3 separate regions of the Homo sapiens genome follow, and all the other regions are linked to region 1. A link is an interaction called in ENCODE POLR2A ChIA-PET data of the cell type or tissue named here. Cell type or tissue: PC-9. All regions are shown on one strand. Each heading gives the region's core, and the rest is flanking DNA. Links, peaks and the distances in the headings are about the cores only.

Region 1 (10,693 bases), core at 2,767-7,766:
TCCTTCTGGCTTAAATGCTATTTTTTTTACACATCTTATTTGTTGTATGTATATATCCCACAATACAGTGTTATCATTGTGCTTAATAAGATATGAAAATTAAACAAATATTATATATTTACCATGTCATTTCTATTTCTGATTATCTTCATTCCTTTGTGTAATTCCAGATTTCTATCCAGTATCATTTTCTATTATCTGAAGTTCGGTTGTGATAAATATTTATTTTAAAAGATAGTTTTGCTGGGTATAAACTTGTAGCTTGATTTTTTTTTTATTTTTCCTTTCAGTACTTTAAAGATGCAGCTCTACCATCTTTTTACTTGTGCTTTTTTCCACTGAGAAACTTGTCGACATCCTTTTCTGTGTTTCTCCACATATAATGTGTTATTTTTTTTCTCTGATTGCATTTAGGAGTTTTTCTTTATCACAATTTTTCTCAATGGTTTTAAGCAATTTGGTTATTATTTGTCTTGGTATAGTTTTCTTCACGTATCTTGGGCTTGGGGTTTATGGAGTTTTTTGATCCATGGGTTTATAGTTTCATCGTTATTTCTTCAACTATCTTTTGCGCCTTATCCACCTTCCTTTGGGGACTCTAGTTATACATATAACAGGCTGCTTGAATTTGTCGTACATCTCACTGATGCTCTCTTTATTAAAATTTAAAAAAATTTATCTGTGTTTCATTTGGTTAGTTTCCATTATTTTGCCTTCAACTTCATTCATCTTTTTTTCTACTAAAATGTATCTCTCAACATTTGATTTGATTTTTAAAAAAACTTTCATCTCTGATTAATTTATTGAAAATATATAGTTATAACAATAACTATATTAATGCCCCATCTGCTAAGTCTAACATCTGTGTCACTGCTAGTTGGCATCAATTGGTTGATTTTTGTGCTGGTGTGAGATATATTTTCTTGCTTCTTTGTATGCCTTGTAATCTCTTTTTTTTTCCTTTGGAGACAGAGTCTCACTCTATTGCCCAGACTGGAGTGCAGTGGTATGATCTCGGCTCACCGCAACTTCTGCCTCCCGGGTTCAAGCCATTCTCATGTCTCAGCTTCCTGAGTAGCTGGGATTACAGGTGTGTGCCATCATGCCCAACTAATTTTTGTATTTTTAGTAGAGACGGGGTTTCTCCATGTTGGTCAGGCTGGGCTTGAACTCCTGACCTCAGGTGATCCACCCGCCTTGACCTCCCAAAGTGCTCGGATTACAGCCTTGAGCTACCACCTGTATGCCTTGTAATCTTTAATTGAATGCCAAACATTGTGGTTTTACCCTCTTTGTGCTCTGGATATTTTTGTATTTCAATGACTAAAACTATGTCTTGGGATGTAGTTAAGTCACTCATAAACTGTTTAACCCTTTTGGGTTCACTTTTTAAGAGTTGTTAGGTAGAATCAGTGGAGCATTTAGTCTAGGACTAATCTTCCCTTTACTGAAGAAACTTCCTTTTGAGTTATTTCCCATGTCCTATTAATGATCAGGTCTACCTGTCTGGCTAGTGCAAACAGGCATATTCTGACCTTTTTATTCTTTTCCTGGTCAGAAGTGGTTTCCTTGTATGTATGTACCAATCAGTATACAGTTAAGTACTTATCTTTAGAATGATTTTTTCTGTGCAGCTCTCTCAAGTAATCTGTCTGGTAAATTCAACCTTCCTTTGTCTTGTCAGTTAGCACTGTCTCTTCAATGCAGGAAGTGTGCTGGGCTTCACCTGGGATCCCCCACCTTGTACTGCAGACTGTAAACTCTCAAGAGATTAAGCTAGGGCGACAGAAGGGCTCATCTCATTTGTTCCCCACCTTTCAGAGATCACACTGCCCTTTGTTCCCTGAATTCTAGTGTATTGAAAATGGTAATTTAATGCGTTTTTCCTGTTTTTAAAAATTTCAGATGGTAGGGTAAGTCTCTTCTTGTTGTTAATCTACTACAACAGCAGAAGTCATTATATTTTTATTACGCTGTTTTTGCTTTATTATAGATCTATAGATTATCATTTAAAAAATTTTTTGGTGTGCTGTTTAAGCACTCTTTGGCTATTTCAGACCTCCAAAGGTATTTCCTTTATTTTTACTTTAAATGTTTTGGTTTACATTTTACATTTAGGTCTGCAATCAATCTAGATCGAATTTTGTATACGGTGTAAACAAAAAATAAAATTCAAAGGCCTCCCAATCATCTGAATGGACCCCTTCTCTTGGCAAAGGGCATTCCAAAATAACGTGAAAAACAAGTTAAGGCCATGACGGGAATGGAGTACTGAACATCCCTCACTATACTCTTTTCCCTTTTGGAATTACTGATAGAACAGACTCTTTAAGTCTGATAAGAAACATTTACAATCTATTATCTCTGAAGCCTGCTACATGGAGGCTTTATCTGCATGACAAAACCTTGGTCTCCATTCTCCCTTATTGTAACCTAGACATTATTTTCTATTAATAATATCTCTTTCAACAATTTGTCAATCAGAAAATCTTTGAATCTGCCTATGACTTTGAAGCCCCCACTTCCAGTTGTTCTGCTTTTCCAGACCAAACCAATGTACATCTTACATGTATCAATGGACACTTTATGTCTCCATAAAATCTATAAAACCAAGAGGTGGCCTGACCACCTTGGGCACATGTTCTCAGGATCTTCTGAGGGTTGTGTTATGGGCCACTGATCACTCATATTTGGCTCAGAATAAATCCCTTTAAATATTTTAGAGTTTGACTGTTTTGTCGACAATGGAGTGAAGTAGGGGGTCAAAAACATTTTTTCATATGGACATTTAATTGACCTACCATTACTTATTGAAAAGACCATTCTTGGCCAGGCGCGGTGGCTCATGCCTGTAATCCCAGCACTTTGGGAGGCCGAGGTGGGTGGATCACGAGGTCAGGAGATTGAGACCAATCTGGCTAACATGGTGAAACCCGTCTCTACTAAAATACAAAAAAAAAAAAATCGCCGGGCGTGGTGGCTGTAGTCCCAGCTACTCAGGAGGCTGAGGCAGGAGAATGGCGTGAACCCGGGAGGCGGAGTTTGCAGTGAGCCAAGATCACACCACTGCACTCCAGCCTGGGCGACAGAGTGAGAGACCGTCTCAAAAAAAAAAAAAAAAGAAAAGACCATTCTTTCTGCGCTTCACTGCAGTGTCACTTTGTCATAAATCAGGTAAATATACATCTGTTACTTTGTTTATGGACTTTCTATTCTGTCTCAATTCTGAAATTGACTATAATTTCATCATTACTATACATTTCTAATTAGTATGGTTTATAATGGATCTTAATATATGTTAGTAAAGCCTCTAGTTTTAAAATTAATTCTTTTAAAATATTTCCTTGTCTACTCATTGGCCTTTGCATTTCCATATGAATTTTAGAATTAACTTATTAATTTCTTCAAAATGGGATTTTGAGTAGGATTACACTGAATTGATACATTAATTTGGGGGAAATTAACATGTTTACATAGTGTCTTACCATCCATGAACATGGTATATCTTTCCATTTATTTAGCTCCTATTAACTCCTCCCAATAATGTTTGGTAGTTTTCAATGTAAGGTGTTGTACATTTTGGCCTGCTCAATATTTTAAAAGTTGCTTATATAAATAAGGACCATTAATTCATTTTCTCCTCCTAAGATCTCACAATGGTAAGAAAAACCAGACATGGTTTCTGTCTTCATGAAGCTTATAGTCTAGTGATATTGAAAATATTATCATATTCATAGTGCAAGTATTATAGTAATTTCGTATAATTAAAGCAACCATATAAGTCACATTAAATTAATACTGCTAATTTGAATTCTATAAATTTTATGACTTTATTTTTGCTTTATACATTTATTTAGGTTTTATTATATAAGATCAACAGGTTTAACAGCATGATAAAAATATTTTAACATTGGGAGATCAACAAGAACTTTTTCCTTTTTGCAAAACATCTTATATCACTCAAGTTTGAAAACCAGTTTAAGGAAATGGTTTTTGGCTAATTTATGTTATTTTCCAAATTAAATGTCAAACATAGATGCAATCATAGACACATTAACTCAAAAAACTGTTCAAAAGTAGCCTCTAAGTCTTTGGATAAAGATTTTAGTTTCTGATGGAATTTTCTCCTGAAGGTAGAAGAAAACCTTCTACCTAAAAACTCTTTTTTTCAGTGTAACATGTCAGAGGAAAAATGCTGATATATGAAAAGACAGAATGTTAGCTCCAAATCTATTATAGTCTATGAAAAGTTAACTTGTGGTTTTTAGTCATTTGTATTTGGGCCATTATTCATACCTGGTTAAAACACCAACGTTATCTTGGTAGTGTTCATCTGAGAAAGAAAAATTATATAAATATATGAGGTATTTGTTTTGCATTGAGCTCACAACCAGTGTGTTTTAAATAATTTTTTTGAGACAGAGATTTGCTCTGTCACCCAGACTTGAGTGCAGTGGTACAATCAAAGCTCACTGCAGCCTTGACCTCCTGGGCTCAAGCAATCCTCCTGCCTCAGCCTCTAAGTAGCTGAGACAATAGGCATCCACCACCATGCTGGCTATTTTTCTTTTATTTATTGAGACAGAGTCTCACTCTTTGACTCTGGCTAGAGTGTGGCAGCATGATCATGGCTCACTGCAGTCTCAAACTCCTGGGGTCAGGCAATCCTCCTGCCTTAGCCTCCCAAGTAGGTGGTGCTATAGGTGCATGCTACCATGCCCAGCTAATTTTTTTAAACTTATTTTTAGGGACAGGGTCTCACCATGTTGCCCAGGCTGCTCTCAAACTCCGAGGCTCGAGGGATTCTCCTGTCTTGGCCTCCCAGAAAAAAAAAAAAAAAAAAAAAAAGCTCACCTAGCCTTGGTGAGCTTTTTATTTTTTGTAGAGATGGGGGTCTCACTATATTGCCTAGGCTGGTCTTGAACTCATGGGCTCAATAGATATTCCCACCTTGGCCTCCCCAAGTGCTAGGATTAAAGGCATTAGCCACTGAGCCCCGCCTTAAATAATTTTTGTTCGGGTTTTTTGTTTGTTTGTTTGTTTTTGTTTTTATATTTGGTCTAACTCATAGAATCTTTGGAGAAGTATGGTTTGAGCAATTTGGTAGGGGGAATTAAATTGTAAAGTAAGGCAAGATGCAAGCTATATCTATATAAATGCCCAATATTTGGGTAAAAAGTAAAGAATTTAGAATTAATAAGATTTTTCCAAATAGATGTATTCAACATCATGTAATTTAAATATTCAGATCTATGACCACTTTCTCTTCTTTTCCTCCAGATATTTGGCATACATAACAATGGTGATGATTTCAAATACCAGGCACTGTATTTCATAAATATGTGTTTAATTGAAATAAATTTTGCTTATGAATGTGGAGAAAATTTTTTTGGTCCAAACAAAATTAATAGTGTTATTTTTGAGAAAAAAACAAATTAAAAATAATTTCCATAAAGGTAATAGTCATCTTACTGTATCTATAAACTCATTATGAAAATTCTGAAAATGTAATGGCTTTGAAATCAGGGGAAGGAGAGGCCCTGCTCATTTCAAGGTGTTATTCTCCAACGAGTGACTAACAGGGAAGGTATGTGACTCTTGGGGCATCCCTGCAGGTACAGTGAATGAGCAAATTCGTAGCAGCATTATGACATCACCAGGGAGCGTGACTTGGGTCAAGAGCTTGGCAGGAGGCTTTGGGAACAGTAGAATCAACAGCAATCAAGACTGGCAAGCCAACATACTGGCCACCATAAAACTGAAAAGAGAGCTTATTGTACCTCACGCACAGCAGCAGGTTTAACAGAAAAGTAGACATGTTTATAGTCCCAGATTTACAGCACACCTTATAAACACCTTATTACTTAGAATCCAGTCTGCTGTCCCAGAAACTAAGAATGTGACTTTGTTAAGCAGTAGGATTTGTTGACATAAATGTCTTGACTAAGTTTGCCATTGTGGTTAACCAAAACGCATTTACTCCTGGGAAAGTAAACACAAGCAAACAAAATGCCTCTTATACTACAATACGGTAAGTTTCAAATTGACCAAACTTAATGCTATGACATAAATATGCTTAATGTTTATGGAATTTTTTAGAAACCTTTTGCCATGTTAGGCTTACCATCCTGTATAAGTCTTACTGAATGGGAATGTGTTTTCAGAATTACATGTACTTAAAGACTTCATCAGAAATATTCAGACAACCTGCCATGAATACCAGGGCTGACCACGCAGCAGATAAAATGGGTCATGGTCTCCTCAGACATTAACGTGGATAAATCAGTTCTGCACCATGTAATAGCTACACATCGAAATGCTTACCAACAATTAAAATTAGAGAACTAATGGAAAATAATGTTGAATAAATATTATAAAACCACATGAAAATATGTTCAAGAACGGCAAAGTACCTGGATGAAACTCACAAAGTTGAGAAAATTTCTAGGGAATAATGAAAATTCAGACTGATTTTCTGATGCTTAAAACTTCATCCATTTAACAGTGGATACAATCCCTTGTTTTCGGGTAGATTTTTGAAATTACAGACTTACAGGACCATTGGTGTGTAACCAAATAAACTCAGCAGCTTTCCTATCCTTTCAGCCTTCTAGTTAGCCCTCACCAAATCTCAAAAATTCTATAGTAGGAAAGTTCTTTATGGTCAGATATAAATGGACAGCTATGATTACATATTCTGGATCTAAAATGATAAATTCTTTCCCAACAAAATATATATCAATAAAGATCTGTGGGAAATTATTAAGCAGATGGCATGTTTGCGATTGACAGAATAAAAAGTGAACAAATATACAGATATTGATTTGCCAAATCCAACAAACCAGATTCTAGAAATGACAAGAGACCTAGAAATCTTTCTAATAGAACCATGTGACTTTAAAAGCCATGGCAAAGGAAAATGACCACATGAAGTCATTAAAACAATTTTAAAAGTTTGTAATATGGGAGATTTGGTTCTGCAGTAGCATATTCAAGGATGATATTGGGGATTTAGTTGGCTAAGCTCCGACAAGTTTTCCCCAAATCAAATTCAATTATAGGCCAAATTAACAGGGGTAGAATGTTCAAAGTGAAAGAGTTGATGATTACAGTCAACATAGGGATTACTTTTTACAGTTCTAGGCACACAAATTAAAACTGACATTGACAAAGTGAAGCAAGTTCAAAGGAAAGAAATTAGAATAAAGAGATTAGGCCCACATATTCTCACACTGTGATAAAGTTGAAAAAATCAGGGGATATTTAGTTTGTAAAAAAACTATAAGTTTGTGGAGGAATATGATCATTGACCCCAATACTTAGATGGAATAGAGCACAGTCTAGTTCTGTTCTAGTAACAATAAATAGAGGTTACAAGGAGACCATTAAAATATAAGAATGATTTTCCAAATAGACAGTTAAAGCTGTCCCAAATTAAGATGGCCTTTCTTGGGAGGATAGGCACCACTGAAAATATTGAAAGACTGAACAATCCAGTGGTGATTACTATAGAAGGGACTGAAGCACTGGAAAGGGGGAGTATATAGGGTAGTTTTCAAATGGTTCAGTGGATCCTTAATATCTGCAAAAAAACCCAGGAGACTGTGTAATATGTTAGAGTTTCACCTCTCCAGCCATAGTAGTTTTTATTAATTTTATTTTATATACGGTGTTCCACTGATGATTTCATTTTACAAAGGCATGTGCTGTTTAAAAATCTTGCAAATCTTTAGAGAAGATGATTTCTGAAGTCAATTCTGGTGTTATTCTATGATTCAGATCTGGCAGAATTCCATCTTTATGGTGTGAGTAGCTCTGTTTAATAAAATTCTGGTGCTCAGAAGCCTCAGAGAACCACATGTGAAGGAACAGCAGTAAACATGATGGTTACTACCAAGCCTGTGACTTGGGCAGGGGAAAAATTGATATGCAGAAAGATAGGAAAGGCAACATTTAAACCAAAAGAAAAAAAAATCCCCACAGCCTCAAGATGTAAGACATTGGAGTGTTTTCCAGGAGTGAATGTTGTTCACAGCATTGTAAAAGAGAAAATACCCCCGGCCTCCAAAGGTCTTCTAAGTGCTGATACTACTCAAATCAGATTTTATTTTCAGTGGAGCATTAATTTTATGAGTTACTTGCCGAAAACCTGAGCCTCTTAGGACAGGGAAGAAGGCTGATTTCATTTCTGAGCATTTTAAGACCTCTGGCATAATTCCAGACAAGGAGTGCATCCTTCTTTGGTCATCCTCTTCCATAGAAAGGGAGTTGATAATTTAGAAGTATTTTCCCAGACATGATCTCATTTTGTCTCTCAACAATGACCTGAGGGACACAAGGACATATAATACATTTTTATCCTCATTTCCCACATGATAGAATTAAAAATCAGAAACATTAAGTGACCAGCCCAAATCATACTGCTACTAAGTAGAGGGGTCAGGATGAAATCTGCATCTTTTTCCCAAGTCTAAGACTCTTCTGCAGTATCCTCAGCACATGATTTCTTCAACTTAAGAGCTCCGATAAGGCTCAGGGTTTCCTTAAACATTGTGTTCCTTTTTATAATTTGTTTGTGTTTGACATACAACTAACTGCTATTTGACATAGCCTTGGGCTTGAATATATATGTGGACAAAAAAAACCCCACTTGGATTCAAATAGTAACATCTCTATTAAAAATCAACAGTCCTCTAGAAATAAATAGCTCTATTAAAAAAAAACCTTAATTCAGTGACTCAGCAAATTGTACTGTGATAGCTTTTAGTAATTATTTTTTATTTTTGTTTTTGTTTTTTTAAGCATCTATGGTAAGAGAAGTATGCAGGAAAACATCAGGCTTTGCATGCCCTTTAATTTTCATTACCTCTTCTACTTCTTGAGAATGTCTGGCCTCTGCCAGCCTGCTGAATGTCTGGCAGGTGAGCTAGTCTTGGCAAAGCACTTGGGGTTTTATCAGCTGAAAAACAAGTGTAAAGGGTCCAGTTGGAAGCTAGATTCCCCCCAAGTGGTGCCCTTAAAGTGGATCAATTTTTCTTCACTTTTTAGTCAAGAATTTTTTTTGGTTTAAATGTTGACTTTCCTATCTCTCTGCATATCAAACTCTGGTTTGAGTCTTCAAAGTTCAGACTGCCAGGTTCTTGGGTGCAAGAATTCCTTATAAAAAAACAAATTCCAGAATGGCAGTAAATAGGAGAATTTAATCCATTTATATTCAAGGTAATTACTGACAAATAAAGACTTAATACTGGCATTTTGTTAATTGTTTTCTGGCTGTTTTTCAGATCCTTTGCTCCTTCCTATCTTTCTGTCTTCCTTTGTGATATGATGATTTTCTGTCATGGTATCTTTTGAATCCTTTCTGGTTTTTTTTGTGTATCCACTATAGGTTTTTACTTTGTAATTACCGTGAGGCTTACATAAAACATCTTGGCTTATAATAGTCTATTTTAAGTTGATAATAGCTTAACTTCAATAATGTATAAAACTCTACACTTTTACTCTCCTTTATATTTTTGATGTCACAATTTATATCCTCTCATTTCTGTATCTACAAACGAATGATTGTAGCTGTACTTACTTTTAATATTCTTTGTTTTTTAACCTTTATACTAGAGTTATAAATAATTTAGAAATCATCATTACAGCACAAGTTGTGCATTCCGAATCTAAACATCTGAATTCCAAAATGCTCAAACTCCAAAACTTTTGAGCACCAATTTGACCCCAGAAGTGGAAAATTCCACACCTGACCTCATGTAATGTGTCATAATCAAACTGCAGCATAATCAAACTACAGGTGCACAACACAGTTTATTTAGGGTCCCCAAGGCAGTTAACCTTTTAATCAAAACAAGCATTGTAGTGGAGAAAAAAGGCTTCTGTTGTTTGTTATTGCTATGTTGAACAGCTGATGTAGATATTCTGGTGATTATATTCTGTAGATATTCTGTGCTGCTTAGCTACCCAGAACACACTATTATTTTTTTTACTATATTAATGGTATGTCATGTTTTTTACTGTTAGGTACTGATGTGTGAATAAACATAAGAAAATGATTGCTTATAGGTAGCATATAAATTCAGAGTCAGGAATGATGATGATGACAAACAACCACAGATTCTCTACATGGGTGGCTGAGGTAGTGACATCTTTACTTTCTGATTGGTTCAACGTATACAAGCTTTGTTTCATGCACAAAATTATTTAAAACGTTGCATAAAATTATCTATAGGCTACATGTAAAGATATATGTGAAACAAATGAATTTTGTGTTTAGACTTGGGTCCTATCCCTAAGATATCTCATTCTGTATATACAAGTATTCCAAAATCTGAAATCTTAAACACTTTGATCCCAAGCATTTTGGATAAGGGATACTCAACCTGTATTAGAATATTCTAAATTTGACTATATACTTACTTTTACCAGTGAGTTGTATACTCTCATATTTTAATTAGTATCCTTTTATTTCAGCTTGAAAATCTCCCTTTAGCATTTCTTGTTAGGTTTAGTGGTGATGAACTCTCTCAGCTTTGTCTAGGAAAGTCTTTTTCTTTCTTTCGTTTTTATAAAACAGATTTGCTGGTTAAAGTTTTCTTAGTTGACAGTTCATTTATTTATTTATTTTTTCTTTCAGCACTTAGGCTATATCATCTCACACCCTCCAGGCTTGCAAAGTTTCTACTGAGAA
Region 2 (5,000 bases), core at 1-5,000, 570 kb before region 1:
AATAAGGGAAATGTTTTCTTTGCTCTTTGGAAGGCCTCTAAGAAATAAAAGTCATGGAATGTCAATCCTTGTAACTAGAACTACTCAAAAAAGAAACTCACTATTGATTGGGTACAATAAACCCTGAAGGATACCATAAATTAATTAAAATGAAGTACTCTGTAACTTTTTCTTTCTTTCTTTTTTAAAGACAGGGTTTCACTCTGTCACCCAGGCTGGAGTGCAGTGGCTCAATCAAGGCTCACTGCAGCCTTGACCTCCCCAGGCTCCGGTGATCCTCCCACCTCAGCCTCTCGAGGAGCAGGGACCACAGGTGTATACCATGATGGGGGGTTAATTTTTGTAGAGGCAAGTGGATTGCTTCAGGTCAGGCTGGTGACCTCAATTCCTGGGCTCAAGGAATCCACCCACATCAGCCTCCCAAAATGCTGGGATTACAGGCATGAACCACAACACCCGACCTCTGTAACTTTTTATACTCACGAAAAATAAATCCTTCATCATTTCTCAAATGTATTAACACTTCTTCAAGGAAAGGTATGAATATTCACACTGAGTGAGATGGGAAAAAAGCTAACCTTCTGTCAATTCAGTTTTTACTGTCAAGCTTTTACAAGCTTACTACGAATATTTTCGGAAGTGTGTGAATTTCGTAAATGTGGGTGAAACATTACAGACTTCTAAATATAAAACTAGGATAACCAGATATTCTGATAGTAACTTAAACAGAAGAGTGTTATGATTAAATTTACATTTCATAGAGACCATTATGCTTATAGTATAAAACGGTTTGGGAATGGGCAGGATTGGGGAAGTAAGAGAAGCTATAAAGCCACTTTCATAAATCACAGCACTCTTTGCTCTCATCTACATGGTTATTGTTTAAACAGTTTTATTGTTTTTCCCATCAAAAAGGGTCATATTTCTTCAAGCCTATTTTCAAAGACATGCCTTGCCCATTTAATGCTGACTACCATACTAGTAGTGTATTTTATACTATAGCTTTTCCCAGAAATATGAATTCAAAAAATTTATTTTCATTTGATTGATTTCAACCACAGTGCTTCCCAATACTTTAAGCCCATGTGACCTCTGGAGCTCTTAAGTATCTATGTGAACACTAGACTACAAACTTATTTTAAGCAAAATTTTATGCTATTTTTTTCTGTAGCTCCAAGTGATCAGATTCTAGTTTCCTTATAAAGGCTACTCATTAAAATTACACCAGTAACTTGATAACTGTACTAAATCCCTAATCCAGCAACTCTAAAGCTGACGACCTTGCTATCATCTTTTGGTTTTCATGACCCTAAATTCTCCTGGCTCTCTGTTCACACAGTATTTCTTTCTTTCCCTGGTCCTACCTTAAAGTTGGTAACCACAGTTGTATTCTTTTTTTTTTTTTTTTTTTTTTTTTTGAGATGGAGTCTCGCTCTGTCGCCCAGGCTGGAGTGCAGTGGCGCGATCTCGGCTCACTGCAAGCTCCGCCTCCTGGGTTCACACCATTCTCCTGCCTCGGCCTCCCGAGTAGCTGGGACTACAGGCGCCCACCACCACGCCCGGCTGATTTTTTTTTTTATTTTTAGTAGACACGTGGTTTCACCGTGTTAGCCAGGATGGTCTCGATCTCCTGACCTTGTGATCTGCCCGCCTCAGCCTCCCAAAGTGCTGGTAATACAGGCGTGAGCCACCGTGCCTGGCCCCATAGTTGTATTCTTTATTTTTCTATAAATAATTTAAAACATGTCTACTGAATGCTTGATATATGCCAGGCACTGTACTTTCTCTAGTTTCATCCATATTCACCAGCCACCTACTGAATAATGGCTAACATTGATAGAGATATAATATATGCCAGATACTGTTCTGAACACTTCACAAATAATGTTTTCTTTTCTTCATTTTATTAATAATACAGAGTCTCACTTTGCTGTTCACGCTAGTCTCAAAATCCTGGGATTAAAATCCTCCAGCCTAGGCCTACCAAAGTGCTAGGGTTACAGGTGTGAGTCACTGCCAGGTCCACCTTACAAATAATAGTGAATCCTCGAAACAACACAATGGAGAATGTAAAAACCTCCTGGGATACTGATAATGTTCTGTTTTTGTTTTTAATTTAAGTGCAAGTTACACAGGTACACTCGGTTTATGACATTTCATTTTCTCTTACATGTGCAGTTTTCCTATGAGGCAAAGAAAATATTATCTTCAATTTATAGATAAAAAAACTAACAACAGACTGTTTGCCCAAGGTCACATGGCAGGTAATAGGAGGAGCCAGATTCAGCTTAGGTAGTCTGACTTCAGAGCCAACCCAGTCTCTATTATATCATGCAATCCAGATATTTGTCTTGGCTCAATACTTTTCCTTTGTCTAAAATGACCTTCCCTTGATTTTCAGAATGAAAGAACACGAAGTCTACCTCAAACTCCATAGTCAAAATCCTCCAATTTCCCATTTTAGTATTTCATTAAAACTTAATTATAATGGCATAGTTATTTGTAGACTCATCTGTCTCCACCCTCATGCCCCAGAAGTGTAAACTCCCTGAAAGCAGGGACTATGCATATTGTAGATGCTCATAAAATATTAAATAAGTGAATTATTCCCTACAAATGCACTTTAATATAAAGTGTATACAAGACTAATATTCAAATAAAACAAAAAAAAACCCAAAGTTTATTTCATTCATTTTATCTCTGTATGAATAAAAGCTGTACTGTACATGGCTTTCATGAAATACTAAGAAATGATATACTCAGAACAATCACTCTAATCCTGTATTCTGACAGAGTGGTGTCATGGACAATTAATAGTCAAGCAACCTTTAATAAGTAGACTAAAGATCCATCCAAATAATACTAACATACTTCATCAATTACAACATTTATAAGCCTGAATGGTCTTCTGATTAACCTGATGATCTATGTCTCTGAGTAAAAATGTAGCTGATTTTTTTTTTAACAAATACATCTATTTAAACAGACATATATTAGATATATACTCTAATCCAACTGCTTATATAAGCATGTCTATCTCTGGGATCTCTATTTTAACTCAATAATCTGTCTATCCCTGTACCAATACCACATTTTTCTATTAATAATATTTTGGTATCTGATATTACAAGTCCTTCCTTATCATTTCTGCAAGACTTTCATGATATTTTTAGCTGAACACTCTCCTCACTATATACATTAAAATCCCTTTATCAAGTTATACCAAAAATCCTATGAGATTTTTATTGGAGTAATGCTAAATATATATAGGAGATAATAATTTGATGGCATTGGTTTTTCACTCATGAACACAGTCCATCTTTGTCATCTTTTATGACTTTTTTATCCTATTGTATTTTCTCTTCAAAGTGTTTTGAATACTTCATTTGTTTTATTCCTGCTTACTTAATAGATTTGGTGGCTATACATAAACAGGACTTATTTGAAATTTAATAATCTAATTCAATATTGATGAAACAAGAATGCTACTGATTTTATCTGAAAATTTTTTTTTTTTTTTTTTTTTTTTTTTGAGACGGAGTTTCACTCTTGTCGCCCAGGCTGGAGTGCAATGGCGCGATCTTGGCTCACCGCAACCTCCACCTCCTGGATTCAAGCTATTCTCCTGCCTCAGCCTCCCGAGTAGCTGGGATTACAGGCATGCACCACCACGCCTGGCTAATTTTGTAGTTTTAGTAGAGACGGGGTTTCTCCATGTTGGTCAGGCTGGTCTCGAATTCCCAACCTCAAGTGATCTGCCCACCTCGGCCTCCCAAAGTGCAGGGATTACAGGCATGAGCCACCGCTCCCGGCCTTTGCCTGATCATAGATCCAGAAAACTTGCTGTACTCTTATTACTTCTCATATTCTTGCCTGACAAGCATAACAATCATGTTACCTGTAAATAGAAACTTTCCTTCTTTCTCTATTAGTAATGAGGACTCCAAATGTTTTAAAACATTTTACTGTGAGATTATGAAACTCTCTATATAAATATATGATAGATATTAACCAAGGAATCCTTCTAAAACCCTTATAATATTATTACTTAAATCTCTACAGGAAACAGCATTGATAGGAATGCCTATTGATAATCAGGCACTAGGCTAGAAAATTTTATATTTAAACTTCACCTCAAGGCAAGTCAGGTGAGGAAACCAAGTCTTAGAGAAGCTGATACTTGGCCAGGGTGCCTGAAGGGATGGAGCTGGGATTCAAACTCTATATAGTTCCAAAGTTATGTCCTTTTGTTCATAGTGTACTATAAGGCAGTTTACAAAAGCATACTCAAGCAGATACCTATTCTATACAGGGATATTCTGGCTCACCCTACTCTATTAAGACTAATAGCCATTTTATCATCAGTGTAATAGCAACAATCCTTTTGGAATGAAAATTATCTTATTTCAAGCTTATCCATGCAGTGTACATCCTAAGGTCTCTGATTCAACAATGGAAGGATTGATGTTATTAGTCGTTGCAATATTTCTTTTTCTTGTAAAGCCAGTAAATTTCCATCACCAAGGTTGGTTTCAAAAACCTGTTCACCTGGTTTTTTTACTTTCTCAGTGTTTAATCCTTTTCTACCTTACTAGTGTTACTTTTATTCTTTCCTGAATTCAAGACACAATATTCTTAACACTACTTTCAAATAAAAAGTAAAAAAGAGAAAGGAAAAAAGGAAAACTCATTAGCTTATCAGCCTATCCAAGCTACTGTTACCCTACCCGAGTTATCTCATCCTTTAGGAACGGAAGTCCCTAAGACATCTCAAAATCATTAGATGAGATGCCTTCTTTTGACTGGCAGATGCTTAAGGTACAGCAATAGTCAAAATCCACTTACTGCTATGTCCAAGGTTTTTCTAAAGTATAAATAAAGAAAAAGTGGCTGTTTACAACTCTCAATGAGGCTGGGCGTAGTGGCTCACACCTGTAATCCCAGCACCTTGGAAGCCCATTGCAGGAGGATCACTTGAGCTCAGGGGTTCAAGGCTGCAG
Region 3 (10,693 bases), core at 2,587-7,586, 760 kb after region 1:
TGGGAAATGGAGGTTGCAGTGAGCCAAGATCGTGCCACTGCACTCCAGCCTGGGTGACAGAGTGATAAAGATGCCGTCTCAAAAAAATAATAAAAATAAAAAAATAAAAGAGGCTGGGCGCAGTGGCTCACGCATGTAATCCCAGCACTTTGGGAGGCCGAGGCGGGTGGATCACGAGGTCAGGAGATCGAGACCATCCTGGCTAACACGGTGAAACCCTGTCTCTACTAAAAATACAAAAAGTTAGCGGGGCGTGGTGGCGGGCGCCTGCAGTCCCAGCTACTCGGGAGGCTGAGGCAGGAGAATGGTGTGAACCCGGGAGGCGGGGGTTGCAGTGAGCCGAGATCGTGCTACTGCACTCCAGCCTGGGCAGCATAGTGAGACTCCACCTCAAAAAAAAATAAATAAATAAATAAAGGAAAGAAAGAAAGAAGAAAAAAGTTAGGAGGCCTGGAAATAACCCACGTACAGAGAAAGGGGTGACCTGGAGATGACAAGGCCAGAAGGGAAAAATCCATGGAGGGAGATACAGCAGCTGGTGGCCAAAGTGAAAGATTTGCAGGAAGAAAATGGGGATTCTTCCCTGGAGCATGATAGGAAATGTACAACATAATCTACTTTACCATTTTTACCTATGACATCTTCAGTAAACTATTCATTGTTCTCTGGTACTTCAGAGTGACTAGCAGTGCTGTGTTCTCCTTCCAGGATAGCACAGGGAGAAAAGAGAGGACGGGAGCTGAAGCAATACACACCAGGAACCTCTTTTTCTCTTTAAGTAGGAGGTAAGATCATCTGCTTAAGGCAAGTAGATGGGCATTTGGGAAACTGCTCTGAGGAATGGGAGAAGGAGCTGATCTTTTATGCAGCCAGGTTGAAGGCTTAGCTGATATTGTGAAAAGCAAGTCAAGGGAAATGACAAAGAAGGCAAATGCAGAGGAAGTGGTGGTCAGAAAGGGGACTGTTGAAGTTTGAGCATTCAGAATTTGTAAAGCAAGCCTGGTGTGGTAGGCTGAATATAGTCCCCCAAAGCTGTCAACGTCCTAATCCCTGGAACCTGCCAATATCTTACTTTACTTAGCAGAAGGGAGTTTGCAGATGTGATTACATTAAAAATCTTGAGATGGGGAAACTGTCCTGCACCATCAGAGTTGACCTATGTAATCAGAAGGGCCCTTATAAGAGGAAGGCAAGAGGATCTGCACAAGTAGGAGATGAAGTGACAGGGGCAAGAGGCTGGAGTGATGTGATGAAGGAGCCAGGAGCCAAGGTGACCTCTAGAAAATGAAAAAGGCAAGAAAACAGATTCTCCCCTGGACTCTCCAAAAGGAAGGTAGCCATGGCAACATTTGATTTTTGACTTCTGACCCCCAGGATTGGAAGAGAATAAATGTGTGTTGTTTTATGTCACTTTGTGGTGATTTGTGAAAGCAGCCCTAGGAAACTAATACACCCTAGGGGGTGGTCATGGAAATGGATCACCAAAGTAGACCCATTCAGGGAAGTCCAGGAGGCCAAAGGTCCATGACATTAGGGCATTGGCCGTGACCCACAGTATAAAGTACATTTCATGTCACAACCGGTTCACATGCAAACAAATGTTGTAGGAAACAATGCTTCCACCTTTTCCTATGTGGGAGGCATTCTGATATATTCCATTCTGTGCCACTCTATTTCATTTATTTTAAATTCTGGTTCCAGATGCAACACTACTGATATGGAATGGAGAGCTTGGGCTTTACAGTTAATGTAGATCTCAGTTCTTACACTGATTCTGTGTGACCTTGGTCAAATGGATTGATGGCTGAGTCTCAGACTTTTCATAGGGAAACAGGGAATGCATACTTGATACAGCTGTTAAGAACAAAAGAAATACCATGAGGAAGCACCTACAGGGCTGTAGTGCCACACACAGCATTCATTAAGAAACAATAGTGGCTTCTTCTATAAAACCAGATAATCCTAGCACTGTAAGACTCTGCAAGGGCTCTGTTTTCAGCTGATACTGGAACTGCCTCCTCAAACACGCTCGTCTACACATACAAATGCATTTCCAGCGAGGAGAGACTACTTCTCAAGTCATCTATGATTGCTAACCTACTTTAATTATTAGAAATCTCTTCCCTTTATGGCATGATGAAAAATCTGAGTCCTTATAATTTCTGTTCATCATCTTAGTTCTGCCTTCTGGAACTATATCTGAATATGTCTAATATCTTTTATACATAATATATCCTTAGATTGGATGACATTTATCATGTGCCACTAAGATTTCTCTTCTCATGTTAAATGCTTCCATTCCTTTCAACCATTTGACATTTCCCATTGTGCTAATTCTTCAGCAGTCTGGTCATTCTCCCTGAAACATACTGTAGCTTGTCAATATTCCTCTTGAAATAACACCAGAACTGAACATTGAGAGTCCAGCACTCCAATGCCATCAGCTTTGGAAAAATAACATAGTGGAAAAAGAATAACTTTTTTCCTTCATAAGAATTAAATTCGTCGGGGAAGAGATTAGTAAGGCAAAACTTCAGTCTAACTTACCTCTTTTGCTAGGCCTTAACCAAAAGATCTACTTTCTCCATGGTAGACGGGGTGGGGTCTGGGAAATGAGCTTTAAAATTGGGGAAAATATATAGTGACAACATTGAAGACAGAATGGCTAAGTGCTTTCTAAAATTTGATGATTTTTTTTTTTCTTAAACAAGGCCCAAATTGACCAGGCATCTTCATTAGAGTTCAACTCCCACCCCCATTTGCACCCCCGATTCTTACCATTCTCTCAGCATCCAAGATGCCTACAAACAGTTTAAAGCAGCGCTATTCTGCATATGAACATAACACACCAAAACCAACCCACTACAAACAGTCCCAGTCTCTCTGCAAGCTAGGCAGGAAGTCCTGGGTGTTAAATTACAGGGGAAAGGTTGATTTAAAGTATATACGTGAATGATCTTTTTTCTTTTCCCAATGTTTTATTTTGCAAAATTTTTAAAGTACAGAAAATTTAAAAATAGACACACATATGCCCACCCTTAGATTCAACAAGTATTTTGCCACCTTTGATTTCTAATATATATGCTCAACCATTTGAAGGTAATTGCAGACATCATGGCAATTTAGCCCTAAATACTTCATCAGGCAAGTCTTAAGGAGCAGACATTCTCCTGCATAACCACAGTTCTGTTACTTCACCTGAGAGAATTAGTAAATATGCCACAATTAAAATAACCTTATTTTCATTCCATGTTTGAATTTCTCAAATTGTCCCCAAAACATCTTAGTTTTGCATTGGTTCTGTCTTTGTTTGTAATCCAAAATCTAATCAAGCTTAACACTTTGCATCTGGATACAAGTTTTTAAAAAATAATTTCATACTTACTTCAAGCACATTAAAAAGCAGAATATTTCTTAAAAGTAAAATGTACCCTCCATTTTTCAGTAACCTTAACCCTGATCAAGGCAATGTTCTTGGAGATGAACTTGCTGGAAGCAAATGACAGCCTGTCTGACACTTAAATCATGACCCCCAAATCGCTAATGAAGAGCATTCTTAAGCAGAGCACAAAGGTATAACCAATAATCTCTGACCACAGAAAAAAAAATAAAGATAATGGCTCTTGCCTCTTTTATGCTTTTTTCTACAATTTCTAAATTTTTTACAACCAAAAAAAAAGTTATTTAAAAATTTGCCACTGGTTATCTCTATGTGACACACTTAATTTCATAAGATTAAAGTACAATACTTTGAATCTCTTTCAGATGATGTGATTAAGTGCTCACTGTCTTGAGTATCCTTGATTTAAATTTAGATATAACAGGAAACACCACTTTTTTTTAGCCGTAGGTCGTTACAATCAGGTAAATCTTCGGTTGTTCTGCCTATACTTCTTAAGTCTGTAAGTACTAAGTCTACATCTGAAGATATCTACAAACGTCTTCCTGTACAGAAGATTTCCAAATAGTTTAATCTTCTCTCCAGGAGGTGGAACTTAACTGCCCCCTGTGTTTAGTGACTTGGTTTCAAAGAGCAGAGTATTAAAAGAGAAGGAAAAAAGTTACTTTACAGTGAGGAAACATGGCAGGCACTACTTCAACCACGTGATCAAGGTTAGCATCAAGTCTTACTGATACATGTGCCCTAGATATGACATGACCAGAGTGGCATGTTATCTCTGCTGTGTTCTTCTCCAAAATCCATAACCCCAGTCTAACCATGAGAAAAACATTGGACAAATCAAATTTAGGAGCATTCTACAAAAAATCTGACCAATACATCAAGCTAAGGAGACATGACAGTTAATTGTAATGTGGTGGCCTGGATATTCCTAGAACAGAAAAAAATGACAATAGGGGAAGACTAGTGAACCCTAAATAAAGTGTATAACTGAGTTACTAGTAACGTACCAATGTTGGTTCCTTAGTTTTGACAAATATAATTTAATATCATAAGATGTTAACAGCAGGGGAACTGGATGTCAGGTACACAAAGGCTCTCTCCACACTATCTTTACAGCTTTTCTGTAATTTTAAAAACAGTCTAAAATTTTAAAAGTGTACTTTTAAAAAAAGGTACAAAGAACTCATTCTTTTTTAATTAGTATTAAAATTTACAGAAAGTTGATCCCAATCAAAGTTGGAAATGGAAATTTAAAATTATCCCGTAGTAAAATTGTGCAATTACTCTATCAATCTGGCAATGTCATCATACCGTGGTCAAACAGACACTGTGGGAAAGTGAGGACTGCATCTGTCTTTCAGAACAATATTCATTAAAAGCCTCAGAAATACATACTTTTCATCCCAACACTCCATCTGTAAAATCTCTGAAAGAACTGATCCAAAATAAGGAAGTCAGCTTGTGCACAAAGATACATATCCACCACTGCATTATTGATAATGATGAATACTAGGAAACAAACTAATGGCCAATAATAATTGCCTGGCAAACAAATTGCACATCTACACAATGGGATGTCATGCAGCAAATAAAAAATGTGTTACATTTTTAACGACATGGAAAAATATTCATTATATAAACTTAAATGAAAGAAAATTGTATGTTCAACATGATTCCAACTTTGTAGAAATATATAGGAAATACAGGAAAGAAATACATATGTTTTAATATAATCACAGTCATTCCTGAATGGTTGGATAACGGTCCTTCTCTCTTCTATACTTTCAGTAAAAATTCTGAACTTGCCACATCAGATATATATTTCTTTTATACTAAAAATAAAGTTATTTTCAAAGCATTTGCTACTGCTTTTCTTTGTATAATTAGATTACAATTAATTTTTATTTTCCTCTTTGTGCCTTTCTGTATTTATCCAATCTCTATATTAGCTGTGTTATTTTTTGTAGCCATATAGAATGTATTACAATGTTTTATTATACTTTTCTAAATGCAATGGTTTCATTGGTAACATGTTTTAACTAAAAATAATTTTTTTAAGGATACTAAATAATATATACAAATAGCTTGGATGTTTTAGGGATATTTGTTCATTTGGGAAGCATGATTTTAATTGAAGTTTTAAGAAATACATTCTGTTCCTAAGAGCCAGTCAAGAGTTTGTGCAATTACATTGCTAATTAGAGGTCCCCAGGTAAAGCGGCTAAAGGCAGGGAAGAGGAGGGAGAGAAGATGATAGGGAGGAAGAAAGAAGGAAACTACACCAGAAAAAGAAGAGATGGGGAAAAAATAACAGAAGAAGTGGGAAAGGTGAGACAGGAAAAGATGGAACAAGAGCAAGGAAAATAAAGGGAAGAAATGAACAAACATGTCTTTCAAATCTGTAAAGTAGGAAATTGGAAATTGCATGAAATAAACTCACTAATAGGCAACAGTACAGGGTGAGAGATGATCATAATCAGTAGATAAACCAACAGAGTTAGAACTGGCACATATTTTTTCTAAAAAATTTTTAAAGCTGTTAAAAAAAATGCCCTGGGGAGGCAACCATTCAGGCCGAAGTTAGTTGATAAAGAACAGCCAACAGGACTGCTGTGCTGGGCAAGAGGCCATTCAGGAGGTCTCCATGCTATGGAAGAGGGCTGTGCTGTTTACTGATGTTGCTCCTGGCCTCCGGTTCCAACTGTACTGCCTTTATTCAGTCATTCACATGTTTACTTTATTCACGGCAAAAGAGGAAGACCAGACGAGGAAATAATTTTTGAAACCCATAACTCTAAAGCCAAGGGGGTGATTTTTTAATACCTCTGCTAGCTACAGAGAAGTAATAACATCATTAAGCTTTTAGAGGCATAGGGGTTATCAAAATCACTATTTCGAAAGCCCTTTTAAATCATAAGGAAAATTCTTATTATTTTATAGATGTTTGATTTGCAAGGATATTAGTTTTCAATCATATTTAAATCATGCAACAGAATTGCATTTTGCACGTTTTTAAATTTTAGATATATGGAAATATAATATGTAATGATTGTACAGAATATATTCATCCTGTTTTATAGGACTTATAGCTTAATTGTATTATTCCAAATAATTTATAAGGTTTTTAATGTCCATGTCTTTTATAGTAGTTGTGGGTTTTAGCTATAATTTATTTGGTTCAAATATCCTTAATGGAAAAATAGAATCCCACTTATTACCATGTTCAGGAACATGTAGTGGCATGATAAGAAACTACTCATATTGTTACATATCAAAATGCACATTGTTAAATGAAACAAAATAAGACAAGGTATGCTTGGTAGGCAAAATAACAGCCCCCTCAAAAATGTCCATGCCCTAATTCCCAGAATCTGTGAATATGTTAGATTACATGGTAAAGGGGAATTAAGGTTGCAGATGAAATTAAAGTTGCTAATCAGCTGACCTTCAGATAAGGATTATCTGAAGGTAAGGATAATCCTTACCTTCAGATAGGGATTATCAAGGTGGGCCTGAGTTAATCAAAAAGATTATAACTGGAAGACAGAGGCACAACAGAAAGAACCAGAGAGATGGCAGTATGAGAAAGGCTGGCTTGGAAGATGGAGAAATGGGGCAAGTGACCTCCAGAAGCTGGAAAAGCCGGGAAACTAACTCCCAAGAGTGTCACCTTGGAAACTCCCAAGAGCCTGCAGAAGAAACACAGCCCTGCCAACACTGATTTTGACTCACTGAGACCCATTTCAAGCTACTGATTTCCAGAACTGTAAGATAGTAAGTTTGCGTTGTTTGAAACCCCACAGCTAAAGCAGCATGGTTACATACATCAAGTACAAATGGAGGGACCGTGCCAACCAGAATTGGGTGCCAGCTCTTAATAGAAATGACCTAATCCAGACAAAAGCTAGTGTCCAGCCCTGGGAGGGATAAAAAGAACTAAACTGGCTTCCTGGAAATTTTAGCTACTTAATCTAGACTAAAGCCTCTGCAAGACTTAAAATGAGTCCATTTTATTCACTTACATCAATTACAGGCAGTGATGTTGTGAGTCCATCTCAGCCCCAAGAGTTGCCAAAATCAGCCCAAGAACTACTTGGAAGAAAATGCCAAGTTTGGCAAGGTTCAAATACAGTTATTTTTTCTACTGGGAAGAAAAATCACAACTAGAAAGGCTTAAGGTATTTTGTTGATTTGGGACACTTGGGTCAAATGTAAGGCATGACCAAAAGGAATCTGGTCAAGCAATCAAGAGATGCAGAATTGTACCCTGATGTGAGACCTTACGCAAGTCACCAAATTTTTGGGGTCTCAGGTTTTGCAGCTGAAAAATGGAAATTATAACACCTGTCCTGCCTTCCTCCCATGGGTATTGTGAAGAGCAAATAAAACTATATGCATGATTCCACAGGTAAAGTATGTATATACCCTTCTATAATTTTCAGCTTAATAATCATAATAAATTGTTTTGCTGCAAATCACAATGATGCTGTATGAATGATTTTCTTTTGAAAAATATCATGTCTGGGGATGGTGGGTGGTGGCTTTTTAATAATATAATGGTCCCGCTAACAAAGTCTCACCATCCATGGACAGCATGAGCTCATGGTTTTAAACATGTCTTCATTCCAAAGGTTCCAAAGAGACCTTCCCAGAACAGTCTGATCTCAAGGGCTTTGAAGAGGAAATGGCCTTATGTGCTGGATCCTGGTTGCTTCCAATTTTGAACTGACTATAGAAAAACTTGAAATCTGTGGGGAGTAAGAGATCCTATTTGGATCAAATTTCAACTTTTCTGGGATCTACTGGGAAACATTGGGGAAAACTCCATTTTTTCTCACTATTTATTAATTTGTAACTTGCACACTGTTTGGGGGTCCAGGAGGAATCTGTAACTGCCCGTGATTCAGCTCCTCCGAGGACAGAGCAGGAGCTTTAAGTAAGTCCATCTCTCATCAGCTATACACCTGCAGCTTTATCTGGAGGTTTTGTGGCAATATAGGAATGTTTTTAAAAATGTTTTTCACATTCATCTGAAATATAAACTCAGAAAAATTCAGGGGTCTAAGAGAGAGCTTGTGTTGCTTTAGGCCCAGGAGAGGATGATTCAAATGTTATTTCACGGTCTCTGCCCTCAAATTCTGCCCTCATCCCCCACCCCCAGGTACATGTACACTTCTGATGTCACCTTCTAGAAGGTCCTTCCCTGACCACACAACCAAAAATGTTCAGAGCTCCCAACCAGCACTCCCTATCCTCCCTGCTTTCTTCTTCTCCTTCTCCTCCTTCTTCTTCTTCTCCTTCCTCTTCTTCTTCCTCTTCCCCTCCTCCTCCTCTTCCTCCTCCTCCTCCTCTATTTTTTCTTTTTAAATCTTTTTGTAGAGATTCTGATCTTGAACTTATGACCTCAAGCAGTCCTCCTTTCTCAGCCTCCTAAAGTGTTGGGATTTGAGATGTGAGCCACTGTTCCTGGTCCTCATTACTTTTTAAATTTTTCTTTAGAGGACTTCATATTATAGACAGGCAGGCATATATTTACAGGTTAGTAAATGTCACTAATATCACTCTCTGTATGAGAATTTCAGTTCCCTGATGGGTAGGGTTTTCATCTATTTTGTTCAATCCTATATCTATTAAATATATTGCATACAATGCTACCCAACACATGATAGACACTCAACAAATGTCTGTTTAGTGATGACTGTTGAGTAAATGATGTTGAACATCCATAACTAGATCTTTATTCCTTTAGCTTAAAGTAAAAAAGGAATCTGTCCCCTGAAAAATAATTACAATGGGTTTGGAAGGAGTATCATAGTAAAGTTTTTAGCCTGTATGAATGAGTGGGTACCAGTTATTGCCTGGGAGCAGACCTCAAAAAGTCAAAGAAAAATGAGGTCACAGCCTTGATGATCAAGTGAAACATTCATCAACACATTAATGGTATTAATGGTCCCACTCTGAGTGAGGTTTTTCTTCTTTTTTATTTCCTTGAATATTCTAAATTTCCTATAATTATTAGTTTCTTTTATTAAAAATAAATATCCATACAGCAAAAATAGAATTTGTTTAACAGATAGAGTTTTAGTTTTGCAAGATGAAGAGTTCTGTGGATGGATGGGTATGGTGGTACAACAATGTGAATACACTCATGTCACTGAATTATACACATAGAAATGGTTAAGATGGTACATTTTATATATTGTATATTGTATATAATATTAAATATTCACTGTCCTTAAAGTGATAACACTGTGTAGTAAAGTTATACTGCGTACTTGATGTCCTTTGTGGTCCCCTCATCCTTTTTCTTTCTTTCTTTCTTTTTTTTTTTTGACAAGGTCTTGCTCTGTCACCCAGGCTGGAGTGGCACAATCTCAGCTCACTGCAGCCTCAAACAATCCTCTGGGATTAAGCCTCAAGCTATTACTTCTGAGCTCAAGCAAGCCTCCCACCTCAGCCTACCAAACAGCTGAGACTACAGGTATCTGCCACCATGCCTAGCTAACTTTTTTTATTTTTTGTAGATATGGGGCCTCACTATGTGACCAGGCTGCTCTTGAACTCTTGGCCTCAGGTGATATCCTCTCTGCGGCCTCCCAAGGTGCTGGGATTACAGGCATGAGCCACCACACCCTGCCTTGTGGTCCTTTTCAACAAGTATATCCTGTGAAGTTTTCATTCTAGACTCTCAACAGCAGTTCCCTTGCACAAGAGCTACCATAAGTAATTCGTCCAGACCAGAGACAGCAAAAAAGGACACTGTCATCTGCCTCACCTATCTGGTCCCATCCTGTGCTCACAGCAGACACTGCCATTCATCCTTGGTGCTCTCACCTCACACCTTCAACCCATCTCACAGTCCTCAACTAGCAGCCCAGGCATCTTCTACCAGTGGGTCCAACTGAGCAGTGTGAGATGAAACTAATTTACCATGTGTTTTAGCCATAGCTCCTCCCAAGGTGCTGTATTACTCACTTGGAAAACATCCAGGAGGTCAGGAGATTGAGCAAAAATAATTCCAGAATTAAGAAAAGAGAAGACAGTTTCCTTATGTGCCTGTATGCATACATAACAAAGCATATGCCCAAATGAAAACTGAGATACTTCTTTTCCAGGCTTCTTGAAAAAGAGCAGCTTGGCTGTGCTTCATAAACCCTTAGCATAGTGAGGGTTTCTAAGTTAAAGACAGATCTGCACCACTCTTAAAAACTGAGCTAATCCTGGATGAGTTTTCGTTGGATTTAATTCATTTTAAGCACCACTATTTGAAGCTCATTGAGATAAGCACAC

What was found. ChIA-PET counts read pairs that join two places held together with the same protein. Peaks named below come from ENCODE experiments on the same cell type or tissue, not always from the same donor. Only the 100,000 strongest peaks of a DNase experiment are listed, where the experiment ranks them.
Region 2: POLR2A ChIA-PET joins it to region 1 with 5 read pairs; 1 of 35 experiments calls an interaction of 5 or more read pairs at or near these places.
Region 3: POLR2A ChIA-PET joins it to region 1 with 9 read pairs; 1 of 35 experiments calls an interaction of 5 or more read pairs at or near these places.

The regions. Positions count from the first base shown.
Region 1 is chr5:33,003,236-33,013,928 of GRCh38, forward strand. LOC105374715 (a long non-coding RNA gene) reads right to left here. Exons shown (of 3, transcript NR_188269.1): 3 at 5,022-8,325. Among named protein-coding and RNA genes, the nearest start is that of LINC02120, 61 kb to the left of the region's middle. RefSeq lists an enhancer at 5,422-5,923. In PC-9, for the core only: no CTCF peak of the experiment used is centred there; a DNase peak (open chromatin) is centred at 5,646; H3K27ac peaks cover 1,338 bases.
Region 2 is chr5:32,434,749-32,439,748 of GRCh38, forward strand. All of the region lies in intron 2 of ZFR (zinc finger RNA binding protein), which reads right to left. Among named protein-coding and RNA genes, the nearest start is that of ZFR, 7.5 kb to the right of the region's middle. In PC-9, for the core only: no CTCF peak of the experiment used is centred there; a DNase peak (open chromatin) is centred at 4,533; H3K4me3 peaks cover 767 bases; H3K27ac peaks cover 2,535 bases.
Region 3 is chr5:33,762,116-33,772,808 of GRCh38, forward strand. The region is part of intron 2 of ADAMTS12 (ADAM metallopeptidase with thrombospondin type 1 motif 12); the gene reads right to left. Among named protein-coding and RNA genes, the nearest start is that of ADAMTS12, 120 kb to the right of the region's middle. In PC-9, for the core only: no CTCF peak of the experiment used is centred there; no DNase peak of the experiment used is centred there; H3K27ac peaks cover 454 bases.